Regions from separate parts of the Mus musculus genome. Here region 2 is linked to region 1. A link is a loop called in an ENCODE intact Hi-C map of the cell type or tissue named here. Cell type or tissue: left cerebral cortex. All regions are shown on one strand. Links, peaks and the distances in the headings refer to the core of each region. The heading gives the core; the rest is flanking DNA. Region 1 holds the start of Wscd2 (WSC domain containing 2). Region 2 has its middle 16 kb from the start of Aym1.

Region 1 (11,783 bases), core at 2,352-10,351:
CCTGCGAATGCTTTACACGTTTTTTCTTTTTCTTTTTCTTTTTCTTTAATGCTTTAATGACATCATTAGGAATAAGGGTCTGGGTCAAAGGGCACAGCTACAAACCCAGCCAGTACTCAGGGCACAGCCACAACAGAGTCCCTGGCTTTACCTCCCAGCATCTTACAGCCTCCTACTTAAAGCGTGACCCCTGCCTCAGTTCTAGAGCTTCTAAACTCCATCTAGAAATGGCTAGTGGGTGCGGGATGGGTGGCAGGTCTGCCTCCTTTTGTTTGAGATTATATCCGTGACATTCACCTGTGTGTGCCTGAGAGCCACGGTTCATTCCTTATCTCCGCTGTATACTATTCCACATCTGTATTCTGTCCACTTCCAGTGGGAGACAGTGCCATGTGGCTATAAAATATTCCACAGCGTGCATGTGTTAAGACATCACCCTGTGTGTTGCTAAATTTATTAATTATTTTTCTCATCGCTGAGTCTGAATACCCAAGGAGCGGCTTGCGAGGAGGAAGGCTTTAACTCAGAGGTTATAGGGATAGAATAGCCCATCACTGTGGGAAAGGCATACGGGCAGGGGCGAGTTACATTGTATCCAGAGTCAGGAAGCAAGGAGACCAGACCGGAGTGAAGGCGGGAGACCCTCAGGGATCCATTCCCTCTATCTGTGCTCCACCTGAAGGCCAGCTGGGGACCAAGGGTTCAAACACGGGAGAGAACAGAGACATTTCACATCTAATTCACAGCATTAGCATCAGAGGTGATGCTGATCAGAAAAATACGCAACAGAAAGGAGAGCTTCTAGGGGTGGGCGTGGCTCAGTGGGTACAGTGCTTGCTAAGCACGGACGAGGCCTGGGATTGATTGATCTGGATCAATCACCAGTACCACATAAACTGGTGCACTGCTGTAATTTATAACTCGAGGTGGAGGCAGGGGGATCAGAACTTCAAGGTCACCCTCAACTACTTATGGGTTTAGTGCCAGCTTGGGATTCCTGCAACCAATAAATAAATTAATTAAGCAAGTTTCAGGGCTCTTTCATGATAAATGAGCCTTAGGCACATTAAAACACCTAAAGACAAGACCAGGTGTAGTGAATTCTAGCACTGGAGAGACTGAGGCAGGAGGATCACAAGTTCAGGGTTAGCCTGAGCTAAAAGTGAGAACTTGAAACAAAACCAACCAAACAAACAAAAACCCAACAACAAAAAATTAAATAGGGTATAGGAGATGGCTCAGTGGATAAAACATGAAACCCCAGAGACCCAAGTTCTAATCCCTAGAACACTTGTAAACTCCAGCTCTGTAAACACCCCTAACTGTTGTGTCCCCTCAGCTTCTAGAATGAACTTCCCTGTTGGAACTTAGTATGTTGCCCAGGCTAGCCTTCAACCCTGGCTCCTCCTGCCTCAGCCGCTGGGATGGCAGTTCTCTCACCTGCCTGGGCCGTCAACTGCCACCAACATGGCTCCGATCTCAGGTCACAGCTCGTGGGCCTAATGCATGCACAGTCTGCATCGTGGCAAGCTGCTCACAAATGCCGCTCAATCTCCCTGCAACCCTCATATGCTGGGAGCCATTACCACTATTTTTAGAACATGAAAGTCCAGAGAGGTTAATTTCCCCAAGGCTGCCCAGCTGTCAGGTGGCAGGGCCAGGGCTAGAACTTCAGCCTGGGTGTATCTAACCCCACAGTCCTTGGTCACCAGGATAGTCTGAAGGCCAGTCCCCTCCCTCCACAAGAACAGTACCATCAAAGGGAGTTAACTCACTGCTGGACATGTCCCTCTCCAGTCTTGCACATTCTTTCCTTCGGCCTTAGCTACTCCCAAAATTAGAGCAAATTCTATTTTTAGAAGCCGTGCCTCAAATGACAGAGACGCATGGGCTGTGTCTCGGTCTGTGGACGTAGCCTGGAGGTGTTGTCTGATCTTCCACTGAGAAACTCTCTGGCATCACCATTTGATTTTTCTGAGCCCTTTCAAAGGCGAGGAGTTGCTTGGGTCTCTTCACTCTAGCAGCTGACTTTGGTCTGAGGCCCCACGCCCAGGTCACAGTGGGAATGGGACGGGACAACAGCACAGCCAGCCCTCAGCGGTGAGGTTCAAAAAAACAGGCTCTGTTCCTTCCTTCCCACATTGATGGGTCTGTGGTCTGCGAACCCCACAGCCCCTGTTCAGTTTGCACAGCCAGTTGTCTTTTGCGAAGACCAGTAATGTGGGACTCCTGGCTGCTAAGAGACACATGCAGAAGGAAAACAAGAATAATTGAGGAGACCCGTCAGCCTTAAGCAGTTCCCCTGCCTTGCTTTTGCTATTTGCTGATGGAGCAGCTGGGACCAGAGAGGTTAAGCAACTCAGTCCACAGTGCTCAGCTAGCTCTGGAGTCGGGACTCTGCCATGGCTCATCTTCATTGTCTGCGTAGCTAGATAAAGAGTCACCTAGGCTGTCACCCTGGCTGTCTGTGAGGGAACTGGGAGAGACTTTTAACTGAGTGTCTTAGTGGGTATAATGGCTGTGATCAAACACTATGACCAAAAGCAAGTTGGGGAGGAAAGGGCTCATTTGACTTATCCTTCCACATCCCAAGCACTGGAGGAAGTCAGGGCAGGAACTCAAGCAGGGCAGGAACCTGGAGGCAGGAGCTGATGCAGAGGCCATGGAGAGGTGCTGCTTACTGGCTTGCTCAGCCTGCTTTCTTATAGAACCCAGGACCACCAGCCCAGGGATGGCCCCACCCACAATGGGTGGGGCCCTCCTGCATGAATCACTAATTAAGAAAATGGTCTACAGGTTCGCCCAAAGCCGGGTCTTATGTAGGCGTTTTCTCAACTGAGGCTCCTCCTTCTCTGATGACTCTGGCTTGTGTCAAGTTGACAGAAAACCAGCCAGCACACAGAGAAGGGAAACAGATCCTGAACGTGGTTGGTGTCGTCCCATGGGCTAGAGTCCTCAAGCGGAGCACCTCATTCGCCTCTGCTCCCCAACTGTGGCTTCCCCTCCCTGAAGGACATGGAAGCCAAAGGAAACCTCTTCCTCAGCTGTTTTTGCTGGCTGTTTTGTTGAAGCAACTGGAAGGTAAGAATTATCAAACAACCAATGCAAAATGGGCAGGAGATTTGTATTCCAGGCAATACCAATAGATGAGTTGGGGAAGACTGAGAGATTTCATACTCAGGGTACAAACTTAAGTCCGCATCTTTATACACAGCTCCCTGCTAGGCTCAAACTCACTCCCCCGACCAAGCCCGAAGCCCATTTTCTCTGAGGTAGATATGGATACTGTGTGGCAGCCCACAACCCTCATATGGCCAGCCTAGAAGGTCTGAGCTGCTCCTGTTCATGTAGGGAAACCAAGGCAGCTTGGTCAGAGCCATACCGACAGAAAACAGTTAAGGGGAGAGGACACTTGAACCCCATTCCATTTAGCTCAACAGTCGGCATTCAAAAAAAACACGAAAACCAAGATCTCGGACTGGGGAGGTGGCTCAGCAGATACAACACTTGTTCTGTAAGCTTGAGGGCCTGAGTTCAAATCCCTGGTAGCCACATAAACAAGAGCTCACCCTGTAACTCCAGTGGCCCTAAGACATGCGAAGGGGAGGGGAGAGAGTCCAGGACCCTCGAACGATCATCTGCAAACACAGATGGAGGAGCCACCATCTCAAGCAAGGTAGAGAATAAAGACTGACACCTGAGGTGGTTCTCTGACTTCACGCAAGGCACGGTGACACACGAGTTCATACATGTGGGCACAGGTGTCCATGCACACCACACACACACATACATACACACACACACAATATTTACACCTAAGCCAGACGTAGTGTCTCACACCTTTAAGCTCAGCACTTGAGAGGCAGAGGCAGGTGGACCTTTATGAGTTCGAAGCCAGTGTGCTCTAATGATGTAGAGTTCCAGGACAGCCAGACCTACATAGAGAAACCCTGTCTGGGGGGTGGGGGGGGGTGTTGGGGGGGAGTAAATAAATAAAATAAAATAAAAATATTTACGCCTAGATTTTTCCAGTCGCCCTTGGACCTAACCGGAGCCAAGCTAGATCTGCAAACCAGAAGCCCCTGTGTTCCACTCTTGTCTGATGCTTCTGATCCCCTTCAGGGACCCTCAGTGGAAGTCATCCAGGAGCCGGAGACACACAGCCGGAATTCCAGCAAGCTCAGAGAGGGAGTGTGACAGCCCAGAAGCCACACAGGCAAAACTCAGAGCCTGTTAAAACAACACGCTGAACACCCATCAACAAAACTGTCCTTTGTTGGATTTCTTTGAGCTGCCTGCCGGGCGGGCTCCTGGCCAAGTCTCCAAGCAGCGGCAGCCAGCCCGCACCACGCTCAAGCCAGGCGCCGGCCCTTCACCCCGTCTCGGTGCATTTCGCCGCAGCCCAGGAGCGGGGCTCAGCACACTGCACAGCCCGGATCCCAGGCCTGCGGCGGGCGCGGCGGGAGGCCGGGACGCAAGGAGTTAAGCGCGGGCGGTCGGGCCGGGCTGCGGGGAGGCGGCGGGCGCGGGAGCTCTGGAGCTCGGGCTGCAGACTGCTCCAGCAGGGCCGGGAGTACGGGCGCCCGCGCAGCCCCAGCCTCATACCCCCGGCCTCAGCCTCGCTCAGTCCCAGCCCTGGCTCCGCGCACCACTCTCTGCGCTCCAGGCTCCAGGCTCCCGGCTTCCTGCTCCTCGCTGCGCCCTACCAGGCACAGAGAGCTCGGCGCTTCCCCCAGGTAAGCAGCAGCCACGGGTCCCCAGTGAGCCCAAAGCTGCAGAGAGGTGACAGTCGGCTCCGGGGAGATGACAAACTTTCCTCTGGCCGCGGACGCGTGTGGGGACATCCCTGGGGCTGCCGGAGCAGCGGGGGGCCTTGGATCACACTCTCGCACTCCGCTGCCGGGCCAGCTTCCAGCCTGGGGAGAAGGGGTGAGCGGTGCCTGTGAGCTGGCCTTGGGGTGGTGCCTGCACTGGGGAACCAAGCGGTAGCCAGGGCCCCGCAGCGTGGGCTCTGCGAAGCCCACTTTGCAGACTGGCTTCTGTGGGTCCTTGGGGGGGGCATATGGTAGGAGAAAGCCACTTGCCCCTCTCCCGCCCCCCCCCGTTCAAATGCCAGCAGGCCCAAGTGCCCTTCCAGGAGACCCTCAACTCCTTTCCAGGCCCCCACAGGCACAGCCCACTCCTTGAGATTCCAGAGGGGCTGCCCCTTTAGGGGGAGAAAGAAAGCTTTAAAAAATCAGAGAGAGCTGCCTGCACCCCTCAATGAGAGGAGCAAGCCGCAGGGAAGGGGCCTGAGGGGACCAGGGCTCCTGGTGACCTCTTGCCCAGCCCGTGGCTGCCCACTCTGAGTCCCTGAGGCTGTCCCAACCTAGAGCACTGCTGGCTATAATCCCTTTCTCCCTAGTGAAAGCACACTTCCAAAAGGCCAGTCCTGTGTCCACATGGAAGACATCACTGTCCTCCATTCCTGCCGGGAGGGCTGGGAGTCAGGGGGCATACTGGTTGGTCTTTGGTAGGCTTGAAGTCCGGTAGAGACATAGTGGATGCTCTCTTCTGCCTTGGCCAAGAGCGGTGTTTGGAAGTGATCCCTTGGCCATGGGTCAGCCTTCTACTGGATGGAGCTGGGTGTCTCTGCCTTTGGGGAGCAGTCGTGCTGGGGGTTCTTGAGTTCTTGAGCTGTTAGGTGAGATATAAAGACTTCCTGCCTTGGCTTAGGACTCTGATCTGAGGCCAGAAGCCACTTTCCCAGGCTGCCCAAACCCATGCACTCCTCCAGGGTATCAAAGGTCTGTGGTGGATATCTTGGGGAAAACACAGCTCTGATTCAAGAATTGGCTTCACACTTGCCTTTGACTTGCTGCGTATCCTATGTCTAACCACTAACCCTCTCTGGACTACAGTGGCCACTTTTCTAAGAGTGAAGAGATGGCACATATCCTCGGAGATCCCCATTCAGGCCACTGTGTGGCCCTGAGCAATGTGACAGATGGGATTTTTAAAATCTTAGGGTGTGTGTGTGTGTGTGTGTGTGTGTGTGTGTTGCACATTAGTGTTTAGGAACTCAGGTCTCAAAGTAGATCTAAGTGGCCCCTGGCCACTCCCCCACTGTAAAGTAAGAGTTCGTAGTTCCTACTGTGGAATGGTGCTGTGAGCACTCACTGAGATGATATGGGAGCATTCATGAGATGATGTGGGAGCACTCATGAGATGATGTGGGAGCACTCATGAGATAATGTGGGAGCACTCACTGAGATAATGCTAGAAGCACCCATCACAATCTGGCAGAGTACAGGAGCAATGGGGATGGCCATGTGGAGATCTTATGCATGGATCCTGGGAACTGTTTCCTAAGGGAGGCTTTCCCTGAACCCTAGGATCCTCATCTGGGGCCAGGGTCTTAGGTCTCTCCAATCCATAGGATACCTGCAATCCCTGCCCCTCCCAGCTTCCCTTTAAAACTGCTGCTGGACCAGCTGCTCCCAGTGGGGAGCCCAGGGCAGTCTGGGAGGGCTGGATGCACCCAGCTGCCGCATCGTCATGACAACGGGAGATGGAGGTAAGCTGTCTCCATGGCTTCAACTTTGCAGCTGTCTAGGGACCCAGAGCAGGGACATTCTGTCTGTTCCGGGTCAGGCATCCAGTTTGCCTCAGGGCTGGGCCTGCCTGGCTGCTGTTCCAGGCGGCAAGAACAACCAATGCTGTGGAGAAAAGTGTTTTCTGGGTCTGTGGTAGAGGCGGGGCATAATCAGAGACTGCAGGGAGAGGGCAGTGAACAGTTTCTTTCTGACTGGTGTGAAGCTTGCCCTGCATTCTTGCCAAGCAGACGGGTGGGGTGCGGAGTTTATCCCAGCCACTGTGCCCTGATGTGCAGCTTAGGGATGGAGGATGAAGCCACCATGAGCTGGTAGAGTCTGCGGGGTTGAATTTCAGAACAGTTAAAAAAAAAAAAAAAAAAAAGAACAGTTTGCTTTCCTAGTGGACTAGGGTGCAGGGGGGCATTGCAACTAAAGCCATGTGTAGTCTCTGCAGCCGTGTGCATGTGCAGTCATGAATGTACCAACCACATATGTATGCACGTGTCAGAATAGCCAGGGTGGACTTGACATCTAACAAGTGTGTGCCTGTGGATTTATGAATGTGCAGGCTGTGTGTGAGCCTCTTAGAGAACAACCATCTGTGAACATGCATGTGTGTGAGTGGCTGTGCACACAGGGATGTGAGGTGAGTTTGTGCTGTGCAATTGGGGACACTCGTGTCTGTGTGGCTTTTAGTACATTCCATGTCTGTCTACACATGTTTAGAGACACAGCCTGACACACGGGCTCATCCCTCTCTGGGCATGTGCACATTTCTGCATTCCAGTGTCTGCACATGATTTCTGATGCTTGTGAGTGTCCTGTCTCTGTACCTATGTATGTTTCTATGGGTATATGCCTCTGTCTTGCCGTGCATACTGTGTGTTCCCAGACATACATGTGAGTGTGTGTGTGCAGAACATTGCATGCTTAGTTGTATCACAAGTGTGCATGTGTGTTTTCTAGTGTGGGCATCTTTGGTGTTCATTTGAGTGTGTCTGTGTTCCCTGGCATGTCTAACTTTCACACATACCTCCTGTGGGTGAGTCAGCTGTTGGATGTATGTACCAGGGCTATCAGCTTATAACGTCTTGTATGTTGTTGCAGTGTGTACCTGTGTGTGGCCATGTGACTTCTGCATTAGCAGTGTGTGTGTGTCTGTAGAGGTGCAAACTTGTGTGGAACAGGATGACTGTGACCAGTGCTTCCAAGCACAGGCCCACCTGAGCTGTGGTACCTCTACTGTGTGCTTCACGCTGGGTGCCCTGTGAAGGCGCCCTCCATCCCTAAGCTGCACATCCCTTACCTGCATCAGCTCTAACCTTGCTGGGATGGTGCGTGTGTCTCAGGCACTCCAGAGCACATTTCCAGCTTCCTTCATCACCCATATACCCACGTCTGTCTTGCCAGAGGCTGTGCACACCCACAGATGCTGGGAGCACAGGTATGCATTTAGGCAGAATGTCTGAAAGCAGGCAGCTCCGATGAGCTGAGCATCTCCGCAGCGCCTCTAATTAGGAGCAACTTGTTTTCCTTAAATAAACAAATCAAGTGAGGGAAAGAAATTGCCAGAGATTAATGGCTCCCCGGAGCAGGTCCAGATGTTTGGAAGGTGGGAATCGGGGTAATGCGGGAGTTGGGTCTTTGGTCCTGAGGACAGGAAGGATGCCTGCTTAGGGTCCTCCTAGTGTGGGGACAGTGTGAAGGACTTGGCTGCTGTGGGGATATGGGATATGTGTGTTTCTGCCCCTCCTCCCATGTTGGTAGCCTTGGCTCCGAGACCTCATTTTGCTTTTACTCAAGAGACAGGCAGTCTTCACACTCTGGGCCCCCTGGTTGCGCTCAGCCCTGTGACTGTCACTGCCCATTAGAGAAGGTAGAAGAGTAACAGTGCATGTGGCCTTGCTTAGGCCTTATAGAGACCCGAGCGCATGTGTGCACAGGCGTGTGTGTGTGTGTGTAAGTGTATATGTTGTTGTAAGTGTGAGTGTGTGTATGTGGTTGAGTGTGTGTGTGTGTGAATGTGAGTGTGAGAGTGTGCGATCGTGTATTGTGTACGAGTGTGTGTGACTATGAGTGTGTGAATGTATTGTGAGTGTGAGAGTGTGCTTCTGACTGTAAGTGTGTGAGTGTAATGTGAGTGTGAGAGTGTGAGTGTGTATGTATATTGTGTGTGTGAGTGTGAGAGTGTGTGATTGTGTGTGTGCATGTATGTGAGTGTATGTGTATGTTAATTGGGAGTGTGAGTGTGTGAGAATGTGTGAATGTGAGAGTGTGTGCATATGTGTGTGCATGTGTATGTTATTGTGAGTGTGTGAGAATGTATGAATGTGAGAGTGTGTGCATATGTGTGTGCATGTGTGTGAGTATGTATGTGACTGTGAGTGTGTGCAAATGTATGTGAGAGAGAGAGAGAGAGAGAGAGAGAGAGAGAGAGAGAGTGTGTGTGTGTGTGTGTGTGTGTGTGTGTGTGTGTGAACCTGACTGACAGGGTTCCCATGAGGCCACTGCTGCCTCCCAAGCCTGGTGCTAGCCTCCGGGAGGATCAGAGTTCAGCCTGGTCAGAAACAGGTGAGCTGGACAAGCCATGAGGGCTTGTTTGATATGCATCATTGTTGTGGTCCTGGTGGCCACTAAGTAGCTTTGACTCCTGCCCCTGTCTGACCTTTGTGTTCTATGTAGAGCCACACAGAATGCTGCTCACTGTGGCCACCCCAGCCCCACCTGCTCTCTGCTCAGCCCAACTCGATGACACTTAGAGAGCATTTACTGAGATCACACCATGAACCTCACATACATGGCAACCATCACTCACAAAGACGATTTCTGTTGTGATCTCTTGTGGGGTTCAGAAACATGTGTTAATTATCTGGGTCACAGGATCAGAAAAAAAGCCATCCTGGGGATTCACAGAGGCCACCTGATGTCAGAGAGTACATTTTAAATATGATGTCATATTGCCTCCCCAGTGCCGGAAGGCAAGTTTGACATAATGGATGTCAGAGCCGTGAGACCTTTTCCCATTAGCTCACCTGACGGATATGGTGGTGGGAATGAGTCATGGCACAGAACAAGCCTGTGTTTGTGTAAATGTGGGGGAAGTTTCCCATCCATCCATCAGCCCATCTCCCACCCACCCACCCACCAACCCATCTTTCCATCCATCTATCCATCTGTAGAAGCAGTTGTTTGTCTGTCCATTCATCCATCCATCTATCCACCCATCTCTCTATCTATTATCTATAGATATTTGTCTATCCATTTATTCACCATCCCTGCACCCATCTGTCCATCTGTCTGTCTTTTCACCTCTCTGTCCATCCACAGACAGGTGTTCATCTATCCATCTGTCTGTCTGTCTATTCATCCATCTATCCACCTACCAATCCATCTATCCATCCACCCACCCACCTACCCATCCATCCATTCATCCATCTGTCCATCCACCCACCCATCAATCATTCACTCACATATCCATCCCTCCATCTGCTGTCAGTATTTGTTGATCCCATTGCTTGCTCGGGTTTCTCTGACCTGTTCTGTGATGGTCACAGAAGTTACAGGGGTGAGATTCCCAGCTCTGGAGGCTCTGGAGGGACCTGAGGCAGGACTGTACAGTCTTCACCCCTCCTGGGAAGAACTCTGGTCCTACAACACAGGGCTGTTGTAATGAAGAAAATGTTCACTAAGCCCTCTGCGAGTACCTGGCACAATTCATGCCACAATAAATGGCAGCCCTCCCCTCCCCTTTATAAAGCAGACAGCCAAATGGCACAGCACAAAGCTGTCCTGGGAGGAATCAGGGGTCCAGGACCCCAGACAGGCTAACCCTGTTGCCTGCTCTGAAACCAGTCTTCCTGGATCAAGACTTTCATGCTAAAGCTGGAAAAACTCCTTTGCCTCATGAAAGTCTCTACAGCCCAGCCCCAGAGAAGGTACCAGACTCTGCCCAACAAGACCTAAAAGAACAGGGAGCTGGTAAATCAGGTTTATGATTTGCTTTGCTTTGTTTTGTTTTGTAAATAAAGTTTTATTGGCACACAGCTATGTCCACTCATTTGCATGCCCTCTGTGGGAGCTCTGAGCCATGCCTGGCAGGGCTGGTAGTTGGGGGCAGAGAGCATATGAGCTTCACAGCCCATTGTATTTACTGTTTGAACCCTGCTGAAAATATAATCACTGATCCCCGAACTCCTCCAGGTCCCCAGACTGTGGCTGGGGAGAGGAGATGAAGCCAGCATTAATGAACTTGGCTGGATCACTATGGATTAGGTGGCATGTGAGGTTTCTGTGCTAAACTGGTGAGGTAACCAGAGGCCAGCAAAGGCTGGCCACCCCTGAGACTATGAGTCACTCCTTTGTTAGATGGAGAAAAGAAATGGGATGGGGCTTCTCAGGGCCATGTGGACAGTGCGGGGAGGGCAGTGGCTATGATGCAGGTGTTTGAGAGGCTATCTGTGTCCCTTCTAGCCTTGCCTGACTCCACGATGCATCAAGAATCACAGGCAGCAGAGTACCCCTGCCAGAAGCTTCCAGGTCTAATTGTCCATTAGACTTAGGAGCTTGGCTGCAGGACGCTACTACATCCTGCACTGACTCTTCTCTGCCCCACGTGGTCCTGTGAGGGTGAATTCCTAGGGGAGTTCCTGAAGGGGGAGTAAAGGCAGGAAGCTCCATCCAGCTTTATCTGAGCAGACGCAGCAATTCTGCACAGACTCCCTTCCTCTGTATGAGCCTCAGTTCTCCCATCTGTGGAATGGAAGAGAAGGACGGGTACCCATGAAGAGCCTCTGCAGCCTGACTTTGAAGGTCCCCAGCTCTCTTTCTACTGGGAATAGCTCTGAAGCCCCCTCTTCTGGGAGCCTTGCACAATATCCTGGCTGATGCTTGTAAATCAGGATGGAGACATACCCAGAAACCGTGGTCACCATTGCCTCTGAAGAAGGGGTTGATGGTGCCTGGTGCCAAGATCAAAACTTCGTTTCCATTCACACTGGATCTCCATCTTCCTTATATAAGTAGGACAGTGAGGCTCAGAGAACTTGGCTCCCTTGCTCCGGGTCACACAGCCAGTAGAAGGCAGATCTGAGGCTTGAGCCCAGATATGTGTGACCCCAAAGCCTATGTCTCAGTCACTTTCCTTTACTGTGAATCCCCCATTAATAGAAAAAGCTCAAGGTGCAGGGGGTGAGTGTTGAAGGAACCCTT
Region 2 (11,783 bases), core at 1,764-9,763, 120 kb before region 1:
TCAGAAGTCCACAGCCAACCTGGCTTGTAACAAGTCATTTTTCCTCAAAATAATCTCTGAGTCACTCACAGTGCACACACATTGTATGTTTGGGACCACCCGGGAGCATCCTGTGGTTGGGGGAGGGCGTGTGGGCCTCAGAAGTACCACAGCTCAGTCAACTACTCTGGGAAATACACAAGACCCGAAATAATGTTCAGGTTGAAAGTGAGTTTTGAGAATTAGAGAAGGCAGTGGTTTAAGGAGCCCGAGAAACAGCATCCCAAACTCTAGATTCTTTTTTGTTAACTGGTGGTAACTCGTGTTGGGATTCATCCGCAGGCTACTCCCCTTGTAACTCCTTCACAAAAGACTGCAAACACCGAGACAACTTTCCCCTCGCCACGCAGGTCGCGTGCTCTTTCTTAAGCACGACTTAGAGAAAGGAAAAAACTGAAATCTAGTCATGCCCCTGTAATTGTAACACACGTTAACTTTGCGCATGCCCAGATCAGACACCAGCCATCCAGTGACCCTAACTTGAGTGACAATCTTGCAGACATATGAGCAGAGTCCCATCCTTCAGTCAATGTCTGCATCCTAGACTCTGTCACACCCCAGGACCACATGTAGCTGGAGACAGTGGGGAGTGCATAGCTGGGACCTCACCTGAGGTCTCCCCTTTTCTACAGGGACACTCACCTTCCACCATCACCATGGACAGAGAAGTCATTTGTGATGGGTTGTATATCCTTGACCCAGAAAGTGGCACTCTTAGGAGGAGTGGCATTGTTGTAGTGGGTGTGGTCTTTTTGGAGTAGGTGTGACCTTGTTGGAGTGGGTGTGGCCTTGTTGGAGTGGGTGTGGCCCTGTGGAGTAGGTGTGTCACTGTAGGTATGGGCTTTAAGACTTTCATCCTAGCTGGCTGGAAGCCAGTATTCTGCTAGCAGCCTTCAGATGAAGATGTAGAACTCTCAGCTCCTCCTGCACCATGCCTGCCTGGATGCTGCCATGCTTCAGCCTTGATGATAATGGACTGAACCTCTGAACCTGTAAGCCAGCTCCAACTAAATGTTGTCCTTATGAGACTTGCCTTGGTCATGGTGTCTGCTCACAGACACCTTTGTGAAGACTCCTACGTGGGAGCTATCTGATAACTGCTCTTCCACTTTGTGTGTGTTTGTGTGTGTGTGTCAGTGTGTGTGCATGTTTGTTGAGTGAACCGAAGTCCCAAGTATGGGTGGAAGTAAAAACTCACTCATTGCCCCATCATGGGTACAAATCTGTTGAGTTTCCTGGCACCCTCATTTCGTGTCAAGCCAGTCAGAACTCTGTGGTACCGAGCACCCGTGCGAATAAGATTCATCTCTTCATTATCTAGATTTCCCAAGAGCTTAATCCTTGGCTCTGTTTGAATCTTATCTTTTCCTCTTCACAGATCCCTGCCTTCGGCAAGATGTGAGAACACTATCATTCTCAGTGTTTGGGGCGTTGCTAATCACACACACGGTTCCCAGCAGAGTGTGTGTGTGTGTTACAACTTCACAAGCTTAGTTTGCTATTGTCACAGCAGGGAGCATGGTGGCACACAGGCAGGCAATGGATCAGTGGCTGGGAGCTAGCTACATCCTGACCTGGAGTCAGAAAAGAGACACCCTGGCATGAGCATACACTTTGTGAAACCTCAAAGCCCAACCCCAGTGACACCCTCCCTCCAACAAGCCCACACCTCCGAAACCTTCTAATCCCTTCAAACAATTCCACTCCAGGCTACTGAGCATTCAAATATATGAGCCTGTAGGTGCCATTCTTGTTAAAGCAGCTCTCACGCCACCTCGTGTCCAGGTGACTGTGAGCCACCACACAGAGGTGGTGTACTGTACTCAGGTAAGCACTCCTAACCACTGGTCCATCCAGCCCCATGCTTGCATTTAAACAGCAGTGAAGGGCGGGTTTAAGGTCTATATTCCGGGGTAGCTGTGTGACCTTGGTCAAAGCCTCTCACAAGGCTATTTCCTTTCCTTCTTGAGGAACAGATAGAAATGCATCAAGGCTACCTCTGTTAGCTGAGCAACAAGCTATGAGACTTGACCGGGCCCCACAATATCACCGTTGGTAATTACAGAAGTCACCCAAGGCTGATTGGTGGCCAACAGAATTTCTTAGGCTCGACAGAGCCCCTGGGATCGTGCTAGATTTTTTTCCCCCCATGTAGCTCTTGGCTGTTTAAGCGTTCCCTTCCGAGCAGGCCTTGAGCCGGCTCTGCCAATGGCTTTCCTGGGACGATAATTAGATTTAAGCCCCCGGTCCAGTCAATAGATTCTCATCTCAGGGTTACCAAGCCGATCATGGCCAGTAATTTACAGCTTGAGTTGTTCTAAAATCAATACAGATTTTGCTCTTCAACGAGAGGGCTGTAAAACAGGGTGACAGGAGGGCCCCCAAAGCCGTCAGCTCAGGAGCGGAGCGTTTACCAAGCCTGCCTGCGGAGGGGCCTTGCAATTAGAGCAGAGCGAGGTGGATGGCCTCCATCCCATGGGCTGTGGCCAGAGGCAGCAGGAGCTCCCCCTGACAGGGCCTGTCTGCTCTCAGCTTTGGAGCTCTGTGTGAGTCCGTCTTGTTTGACAGGTGCGGTGGGAAGGGAACAGGTTTCCAGTCAGGTTGAGTGGCCTTTGGACATGACAGTGCAGTTTTCTACACTTGGGGCTTAGCCTGAATTCCTTGATGCTTGGGCCTCTTATCTGTAAAATGGGCAGATAATGGAGACCGTAGCCCAGATGGAGAGAGGAAGCCATATTTAGACAGCTCTGCAGATCCCAGTTCCCATGGTCCAAGTAAATACCCAGAAGAGAGCGGGACTTTAAAAAACCCCAGAACTTCCAGATGTGTTGACTTGGCTGTTGTTTTGTTTTTGTTTTTTGAGACAGGGTTTCTCTGTATAGCCCTGGCTATCCTGGAACTCACTTTGTAGACCAGGCTGGCCTCAAACTCAGAAATCTGCCTGCCTCTGCCTCCCAAGTGCTGGGATTAAAGTCGTGCGCCACCACCGCCCAGCTGTGTTGACTCTTGACTGTGATTTCAACACTGGGAAGACAGAGGCAAGAGTCTGAGGCCAGCCTGGGCCACACAGTGAGCTGCAGGACTGCCGGCATTCCAGATCTTGTACTGTCTGCTCGGGTGTGAGTATTGGTCCCATTTTTCTGATGGGAAAATCAAGTCAGAGATGGGGAGGGTTTTTTTTTTGTTGTTTTTGTTTTTGTTTTTGTTTTTTTTGCTCGAGCACAGACAGCCATCAGAATGGTGCTGTGGTTTGGATGTAAAATGTTCCCCCTGGCAGTTCAGAGTGTTCAGAAGCTGGGCTCCCAGCCAGCTGTGCTGTTCGGGGAGGTTTTGGGAACATCAGGTGGTAGAGCCCCCGTGGGAGAAAATGGACAGGAGTGTGTGCTTCTCTGAGGAAGCAACATGGGGAGAGGGGTGGGAGGTGTCACTCCCCAGAGCCTCAGGCACAGGTGAGGACCCCGTGCCTAGCACGCTCAGAATCAGTCAGTATGCTTTAGCTTCATATTTTCATTCATTCATTCATTCATTCATTCATTCGATGTATTGAGAACCTACCAGGACAAATGCAGTATGTAAGAGAGTGAGGGTGTGTGTGTCCCCAAGGAGTGCCCAAGTGAGGAAGCTGGACAGAGCTGAGATGTCACTGGGAGATGGGGACAGGACAGGGCTCAAGGAAGACCCTCCCAGGCACACAGAGGAGCACCCGCCAAGGCCCTGGGGTGGGAAAGATGGTGGCCCAGATGGAGAGGCAGAGAATACAGCTGAGGAGGAAACCTCAGCCTCTCCACCTTGGGCACCCTGAAGCCAGAAGAGCAGGGGTCAGCAGGGGTCAGCAGGGGTCAGCAGGGCACTTTAGGACAAGACAAAGAGCTGGGGCTTTGTGCTCATGGCAGAAGGGAGCAATGAACAGGAGAAACCGAGCTCCTGCTGTGTGGGGAACAGAACAGAAGGTCCAAGGGTGGAAGAAAGAAGATACAAGTGGCCACCATGGGGCCAGGGCATCATGGGACTTCGCTTTATCTGACCCCAGTAGCTTGCCACACTTTTTTTTTTGTTGGCTTAGTGTTCCTCATGTACAGCCCCTGCCATGCTTCCTTAGCCCCATGCTCTGTGTTAAAATTTTCTTCACTCTTGAGAATTTCCTACCCACGGACAATGACATATGAATGCACCGACTACCTCCGTTCCGCCCTCCGCCTCCCCTTGTGGCCCTACCAGCACAGACCCTGCCCAGCTCCTTAACCTACCATGGGCTCAGGGCATCCACGGGAGCACTGGAAGCCTATCAGTGACCACACCCTCAGTAAAGAGCAACGCTCCCCCACACGGCTATCTGCTCCACATGGTTTCTCTGCATGGATGGGGCTTGGAGATCATCTGCTTCAGCTAGAATCCCACCCAGCCCGATCCATTCAGGTCCTAGCAGCTGCTGTGAGCTCCCGGCAGTCTCTCATCCTTAGCATCTATTTCTTAGAGAGGAAAAAAGAAAAGAAAGAAAAAAGCCAGGCAGTGGTGGCCCATGCCTTTAATCCCAATCCCAGCACTTGGGAGGCAGAGGCAGGCAGATTTCTGAGTTCGAGGCCAGCCTGGTCTACAGAGTAAGTTCCAGGAGAGCCAGGGCTACACAGAGAAACCCTGTCTCAAAAAACAAAAACAAAAAAACAAACAAACAAAAAAAAAAAAAAAAGAAAGAAAGAAAAGAAAAAGAAAAAGGAAAAGGAAAAAAAAAAGAAAGGAAAGGAAGAGAGAATCTTATCCAGTTTCTTATCATGGCCTCCCCTTCCCAGCACCCACAGAACTTGCTCACAAGCAAAGCCTTCCTTCCCCGTGAGCCCCGTGAACGGAAGACTCATCCTAACAAGCCCCCGTAGGAAGCAGCCAGGAGGCTCCTGGCAAATCTTCATTGGCTGGCGGTCATTGCAACTCAAGATTCGGGCCGCTGACCTAAAAGACTTTCAAACAGTATAGTCAGCCAAAGCAATGGTGGGCAGTGGGCGCTGGGGGACATCACAGAACATGGAAAATTCACTCAGAACTTCTATGAAATGGGAGCACTCACCCACTCTCCGGATGGGAAAACCGAGGCTCAGGACTGTTGAGCCACTCGCACAAGAAGAAGTTCTGAGCTTGTGATGGGACTGCTTTGTCTGGTCCGTCTAGTCCTCTGAGCAGCCGCCATCTTTGTCAGAGTATCGCAGTTGGGCCTGTGGGCTGTTGACATTTCCTCAAAGAAGGAGGACTGGGGCGGGTCATGGGACCTTAGACTGAATGTCCAGCCACTCCTCCAGATCATTCCAGTGCAGTTTGTCCCTAATTGTCCTCAGGGTCTCAGAGAGGTGCTATAGTACACAGGTAGGAAAACTAACAGGAATGATCTTCATGCAGCTGGCGTGTGTATGTGGGTTGGGGTAGGGATGGGGTGCTGTGTGGGACACAGACCTCCTGATGCTTTAGGGTCACCCAGAGTCCTTTCTATGACCCTGGACTCAAGATCTGTAAGTAACCTAAGAAACTGGCTCCCTGGGGTGAACTTGGACTGGGCTGTGCTTTGTCACTGGGAACTCAGGAAGTTAATGATGTTCATATCTCTCTAGGCAGGGCTTGTCACACCTATCACGTCACGGCACCCACAGAACCCCTGAGGGTTACGCACAGTGTCTGGGGCAGCAGTCCTGCTGGGGTCCCTTGCATAGTGATCAGCGCCCCAGCATTTGCTGAAGACCTAGAGCTCTTCCTCTTCACACACGGCACGAGAATTTCAGAAACTATACAAAGAGACCCCCGCCCCCCCCCACACACACCCAATCACCAGCCACACACCAACCACGCTGGATGCTTCAGGTGCTTGCCTTTCTGCACGGCTTGCAGCCTGAAGGGCCTTTTATCTTCCAGGGAGCAGGGATAGCCTGCCATCAGGGGAGCAGCCGACAAAGGCCTCTGCCAGTCTCTAGCTGCTACCATGCTCACTGAAGCAGCCGGAGGTGGGGGTGGGGTTGACTCTGCCCCCCTCTTTGCTAGACCGGGCTCAGGTTCCCAGTCCTCGGGGTTGCTTTAATTTACTTCCACACACACCAGCGGTTCCCAGCCACCGCGCGGAGTCACTTAAGGGTGGTTGTCACTCGTCAGGAGTGCGAAGAAATAATGTCAGCTACGTAGTACCCCCCTCCCCCACATCCACAGGAGAGGTGCTCCAAGACCACCAGAGGATGGCTGAAGATGAGGAGACTGCCTGCCATCTCTCTGTATGTGTGGTGACGCCCTGTTCACATCCTGGGCGCTATCCACAACAGCGATAAGAACCGCCAGTTAACATACTATGCTGCGAGAAAAGGAAGTTACCGTGGCCCCTCCGCCATCGAGATGGCTCTCCCTGCACCTAGTGAGGTGCACGTAAATCGAGCAGGTCTTTGACAAACAGCCATACCGTGACCGTGTAGTGAGTAGAACCTGCCTCCGTTGCTATTGCGAGCGACCACGGACAGTCTGGACTCCGCTATCTTCTTTTGTTTTAAGATTTCTTTATTTTTACTTTATGGGTACCCGTGTCTTGCCTCCTTGTGCATGCAGTACCTCGGAAGGCCGAAAGAGGGTGCTGCATCCCTTGGAACGGGAGCTACAGAGGGCTGAAAGCCCACCTCAGTGCTGGGCTTTGAACCTGGGTCTTCTGGGAGAGCAGCCAGGGCTTTTAACCAGTTTTTCCAGCCTCCAAAGGAATGGTTCTGGCTCCAGTAGGATGTCAAGAGGCTTTGCTCATCCTACTCAAATTGTGTACAACAATGTGTATAAGTTATTGTTGATACTTCCTATGTGATACCCTCAGCCCAGTGTTGACTGCAGGTCAGTGGGACTATAGTACAGAGAAGGTTCCTAGAGGGGCACAATGCACTGGGTAGAAACTGGAGTCAGAAAGTTACTTACTTAAAAAGTAAACGAGACCATCTGAGGATACTATTTCCAGTGTGCACAAGCAACTAGGGGTCTTGCCTAGGTCACACACAGCCTGTTATCCCCAGGGAACAGGACCAGGATTCTATCTCAGGGGGACCCTGACTGATCTTACCTACCCCAGCACTGAGGTTCAAAAGTGGCCTTGGCTGCTCCAGGCCACCAAGGAGACATCTTTCTGGATAAGATCTCACGGGCAGCCCAGATGCTTTGCAAAGGTTCCTCGAAATATAGCAGAATACATATCTGAGTTTTTATTGCCCACGCCGTAATAGGAATATAACTTATGACTGCTGGCACGCCAGGCTTCGGCAGCCTCTATAAATCTGGCCCTCTGATCGAATCCACATGCATTTCAGCAGAGCTGGGCCCTCGGAGGGGAGCAGGGAAGGAACTGGGGCCAGAGCTTTTGGGGGGGGGTTAATCATAGTCAGAATATTAACCGCACATCCTGTTGAGTTCCTGTGAATAGATTCAGATGTCCCAGCATGAAGGTCTGATTCTGCACACAGCAGAACAGCAAGTGTCCAGAGCAGGCTCAGAGAGCGTCCTGAATGCTGTCAGCTTCAGTTTCAGACCAAGATTCATTTCCCCTGAGAAAAACAATGTTTCAGCCATTCCCGGGGTGGGGGAGGGGGGGTTTTGAATCACGGTGGAAGGCTTGCGACTCAGGATGAAGGCCAGGAGGAGCAAACCGATGGTTGGTTTCTTACTTCCAAAACAGGCTCACAATTTTCAATGAATGCTTGAAGGATTTTTTCTCTGCCTTATAACTTTGTTCCTTTCTTCCTTCCTTCCTCCTTTTTTTCTTTTTAAAAAGCAACATGCCAGTCTGTGTTTGGCTTTATTGGGTAAAAAGGAGGCCAGACACTAGTGGAGAAGGAAATAGAAACTGCAATTGAAGATTAAGATTTAAAGAGGAAGGCCAGGCACTGGTGGCACACGCCTTTCATCCCAGCACTTGGGAGTCAGAGGCAGGCAGAATTCTGAGTTTGAGGCCAGTCTGGTCTAGAGAGTGAGTTCCAGGACAGCCAGGGCTACACAAGACAGAGAAACCCTGTCTTGAAAAAAACAGAACAAAACAAAACAAAACCACAACAAAAAGATTTAGAGAGGAAAGGCCCAAGTGACTCCCGGGCGTTCCAGGGTCATTCTCCACAAGAATGGATTTGCCCCAGTACCACTGCTGTCCTTCACAGAGCGGAGCTTGCCCTGTGGTGCCTCCTGTAACATGACAGCTCTGAGGGGGACCAAGGATCCCCATTTCCCAGATGTGGAGACAGAGCCTAGTCCCACTCCCTTTCCTTTCCCTCTTTTAAACTCATGACCCTTCTTCTTCAGTCCCTAAGTATCTGGGACTACAGGTGTGCCCTTTCCCAATAGGTGTTCACCCAGGACTGAAGGGCCCAGCGGGCCAGCTCGTCTTTTTAATTATTGTTGGTGCATCTTCTGCCTTGCAAGGAGCTTTGTGGATAGATACTAACTGTCCAACCAACGGCCAAGCAAACACAACCGGAGCTGCACTGGCCTTCTTGAGCCAGATCTGCAGAGTTGACCAGTGAACTGGATCTTTGAGCTCTGATCTCTTTGCAAGGAGGAGGGGACACGGCTTGGGCAGTGGACTGGGTGAAGGTCCGCTTATTTCCACAGGGTTTCCCTGTCGATGAACAGAACAGAATACCCACAGTTTGGTTCACACAAGATGATTCCAGGCATCACTGCCTCTCCCTTCCCCTAGCCCCTCACTCAACTGTGTGAAGGGATCTCTTCTTTCCAAATCTCTCTGTATCTTTCCAGTCAGAGATTGAATCTGTAAGGTTCCCCTACAGGCTCGTGTGTAATACAACCAGTTACCAGCAGGTGGGGCTGTTTGGGGAGCAAGTTGTGGAGACTAGGAGTTAGTGTCTGACTGAAAGAAGTCACGTGGGGGCAGGGAAGCTCTTGCAGTGTACATTATCCCAGGTCCTTTCCTGTCTACTATGATGGTCACATCCCTCCAGCCATGGCGTTTTGTCCCAGCACATTGTGCAAAACAGCAATGAACTCACTGAAGTTTGTGAGCCCAGAAATCTCTGCCCACCTTTCCATAGCTGTAGTCAAAATATCCACTGCAAACAATGTAATGAAAACATTTTGCCACCAGTTTAGTCCAGATTGCCACCATCTCTTTCCCAGATTCCTCTAATCCTGTCTTTACAGCTCTGCCTGCCAGGGGGTGGGGGTGGGGGGGGGGAGGGCTTATTTCAGCTTTCAATTTACAGTCAACCATCAAGGGAAGTCAGGGCAGAAATTCAAGGGAGGAAACTGGAGGCAGGAACTGAAGCAGGGGCCAGAGGATGCTGCTCACTGGCTTGCTCCTCGTAGCTTGCTCAGCTCTTCTCATTACCATCCAGGGATGGCCCCACCCACAGTGGGCTGGGCCCTCCCCCCATCAACCATCAATCAAGACAATGCCTCTCAGACCTGCCTACAGTTGGATCTTATGGAGGCATTGCTCCCTCAGATGACTATAGCTTGAGTCAAGTTAGCATTCAAGGAGCCAGGCTGTGAGGGAGTGGTAGCTGCTATGAAGAGTGAGTTATACTCTTGAGGGTCGACCTTTAGTATTCCTGTGTCAGCCACTGCAGGTGCTTTCTACATTGTTCTCTGAGACAAGGCTTCTCGTTGGTATAGGCTTGCTGGGTTCACTAGGCTGGCTGGCTGGCAAGCAAGGGATTGTCCTCTCTGCCTCCCCAGCACTAAAAAACAAACAAACAATAAATGACAAGAATACATCACAGTGTGTGCCAGCTCTATTCTTGTGTGCCGGAAGCTCAGAGCTCCTGGACAGAGGAATCTCATCAGGCCTAGCCAGTGCACTCTTCTCACAACAGCTGGAGGGAACCCCTGGAATCTCAATCCTGGGTCAGTGTAGGCACTGGCTTTGGATGGAGGCTAGGAGCCCCAGGCCATGACTGTACCATCACAGCCTTCCTGAGGTGCTGTGGGGGGAACCAGAGGTGGAGCTCAGAGCTACAGGTGCTAAGTGGCCATGGGCAACTCCCAAGGGAGACACTTTCTATGGGGTCACAGCCAGAGGCGTTGACCAAAAGGAATGCACTCTCTTAGACAGAAGCAAGAGAGCCAATCAGAGGCTGTGCTTTGGGAGCCTACGTTCTAGTATTAAGAGAAGGTGGCTCTCTTGGGTCAGGCTGGGACCCCAGTGTTGGCACTGCTGATGAGAGCTCACCTCTGCTTGAGAAGCTCTGAGACCCAGGGACACTGTGTGGTTCTCTGCCCCCAAGTTCTGCAATAAGCACCTTCACAAGTGGTAGGGAACCTGAGGTCCCCAGAAGTTAGGTGACTTGTCTGACCTCACTCTAAACAGGCAACTCCAGGTAGCAGTTTCCAACGTGTGAGTCATGACCTCTTTGGGGGCGGGTGTTGAAGACCCTTTCACAGGGGTCGCTGGAGATCATCATAAGACACAGATATTTACATTATGATTTACAGCATTAGCAAAATTACAGTCATGAAGTAGCAAGAAAAATAATTGTATGGTTGGGTTACCATGACATGAGGGACTGTATTAAAGGGTCACAGTGTTAGGAAGGTTGAGAATTACAGCCATAAGCTATCCATTCACTTACCCATCCATACATGCATCCACACATGCATATATCATACATACCAACTATCCATGCACACATCCATACATGCATCCACACATGCATATATCATACATACCAACTCATCCATGCACACATACATACATGCATCCATCCATGCATATATCATACCAGCTGATCCATGCACACATACATACATAATGCATAAATACATGTATATATCATACATACCAACTCATCCATCCACACATATATGCATGAAAATATATGTGTGTGTGTATATATATATATATATATATATACATGTATATATATAAAATCTATCAGCTCATCCATTCATCCTTCCATCCACACATATATATGTGTATATCATAATACCAACTCACCAATACACTCATCCATACATGCATCCATACAAGCATCCATACATACATGCATCCATACAAGCATACATCCATACATAATACCAACTCATCCATCCACTTACTCATCCACCTGCCCACCCATCCACTCACCGACCTACCCTGTAAGATACTGGTGGGAGCCAGCAGCACATGCTGGAGAGAGCATCGTGGGCAGAGACAGCGTGTGCCTGTTGCTAAGGTTAGCCTGCTTTACTTTCAGTTGTTGTGACAAATGTCCAGACAGAAAGTAACTTAGGGGAGAATGGGTTATTTGGCTCATAATTCCAGGTCCCACTCCATCATAGAAGGAAGGCGGAAACTCCAGACAGGAATTTGCTGCTCTACACAGCATTGCCTCCGACAAAGGAACTCACTTCACAGCCAAAGAAATGAGTCAGGAACCATAGGGATGCTGCCCGCCCAACTGGCTTATGATCAGCTAGAGTTCCAAACTGGCTGCCTAGGGAATGGTGCTGCCCACAGTGGGCTGGGTTCTCCTACACCATTTACCCATCAAAATAATCCCCATGACTTCAGGTCAATCTGATCTAGTAAATTCCTTGAGTGAGATTTTCTTCCCATATAACTCTAGGCTGTGCCAAGCAGACATTGGAAGCCAAGGACAAGTGGGAGAGACCAGAGAGGCAGCATGGTGAAACATAGGGACTTGGGGGAGAATGTAACCAAGGGAGACACCAGAGAAGCATGAAGTGAAGATCTGGCGGGGGGGGGGGGGCGGTACCGGAAATGAGTGTGATGGACAACCAGTGGAGAGTCTTGCGCTCAC

Evidence for each region. A loop is a pair of places that touch in the nucleus more often than their neighbours do. Peaks named below come from ENCODE experiments on the same cell type or tissue, not always from the same donor. Only the 100,000 strongest peaks of a DNase experiment are listed, where the experiment ranks them.
Region 2: it touches region 1 in a loop (5-fold over the local background); 5 of 42 quality-filtered maps call a loop at or near these places.

Annotation. Positions count from the first base shown.
Region 1 is chr5:113,486,205-113,497,987 of GRCm38, forward strand. Wscd2 (WSC domain containing 2) reads left to right here and starts at 4,243. Exons shown (of 9, transcript NM_177292.3): 1 at 4,243-4,736. In left cerebral cortex, for the core only: no CTCF peak of the experiment used is centred there; DNase peaks (open chromatin) are centred at 4,430, 6,590, 6,684, 7,214 and 1 more place; H3K4me3 peaks cover 4,058 bases; H3K27ac peaks cover 2,910 bases.
Region 2 is chr5:113,367,118-113,378,900 of GRCm38, forward strand. No RefSeq gene overlaps it. Among named protein-coding and RNA genes, the nearest start is that of Aym1, 16 kb to the left of the region's middle. In left cerebral cortex, for the core only: CTCF peaks have their summits at 6,618 and 8,840 (motif pointing right); DNase peaks (open chromatin) are centred at 6,611 and 8,854; H3K4me3 peaks cover 637 bases; H3K27ac peaks cover 283 bases.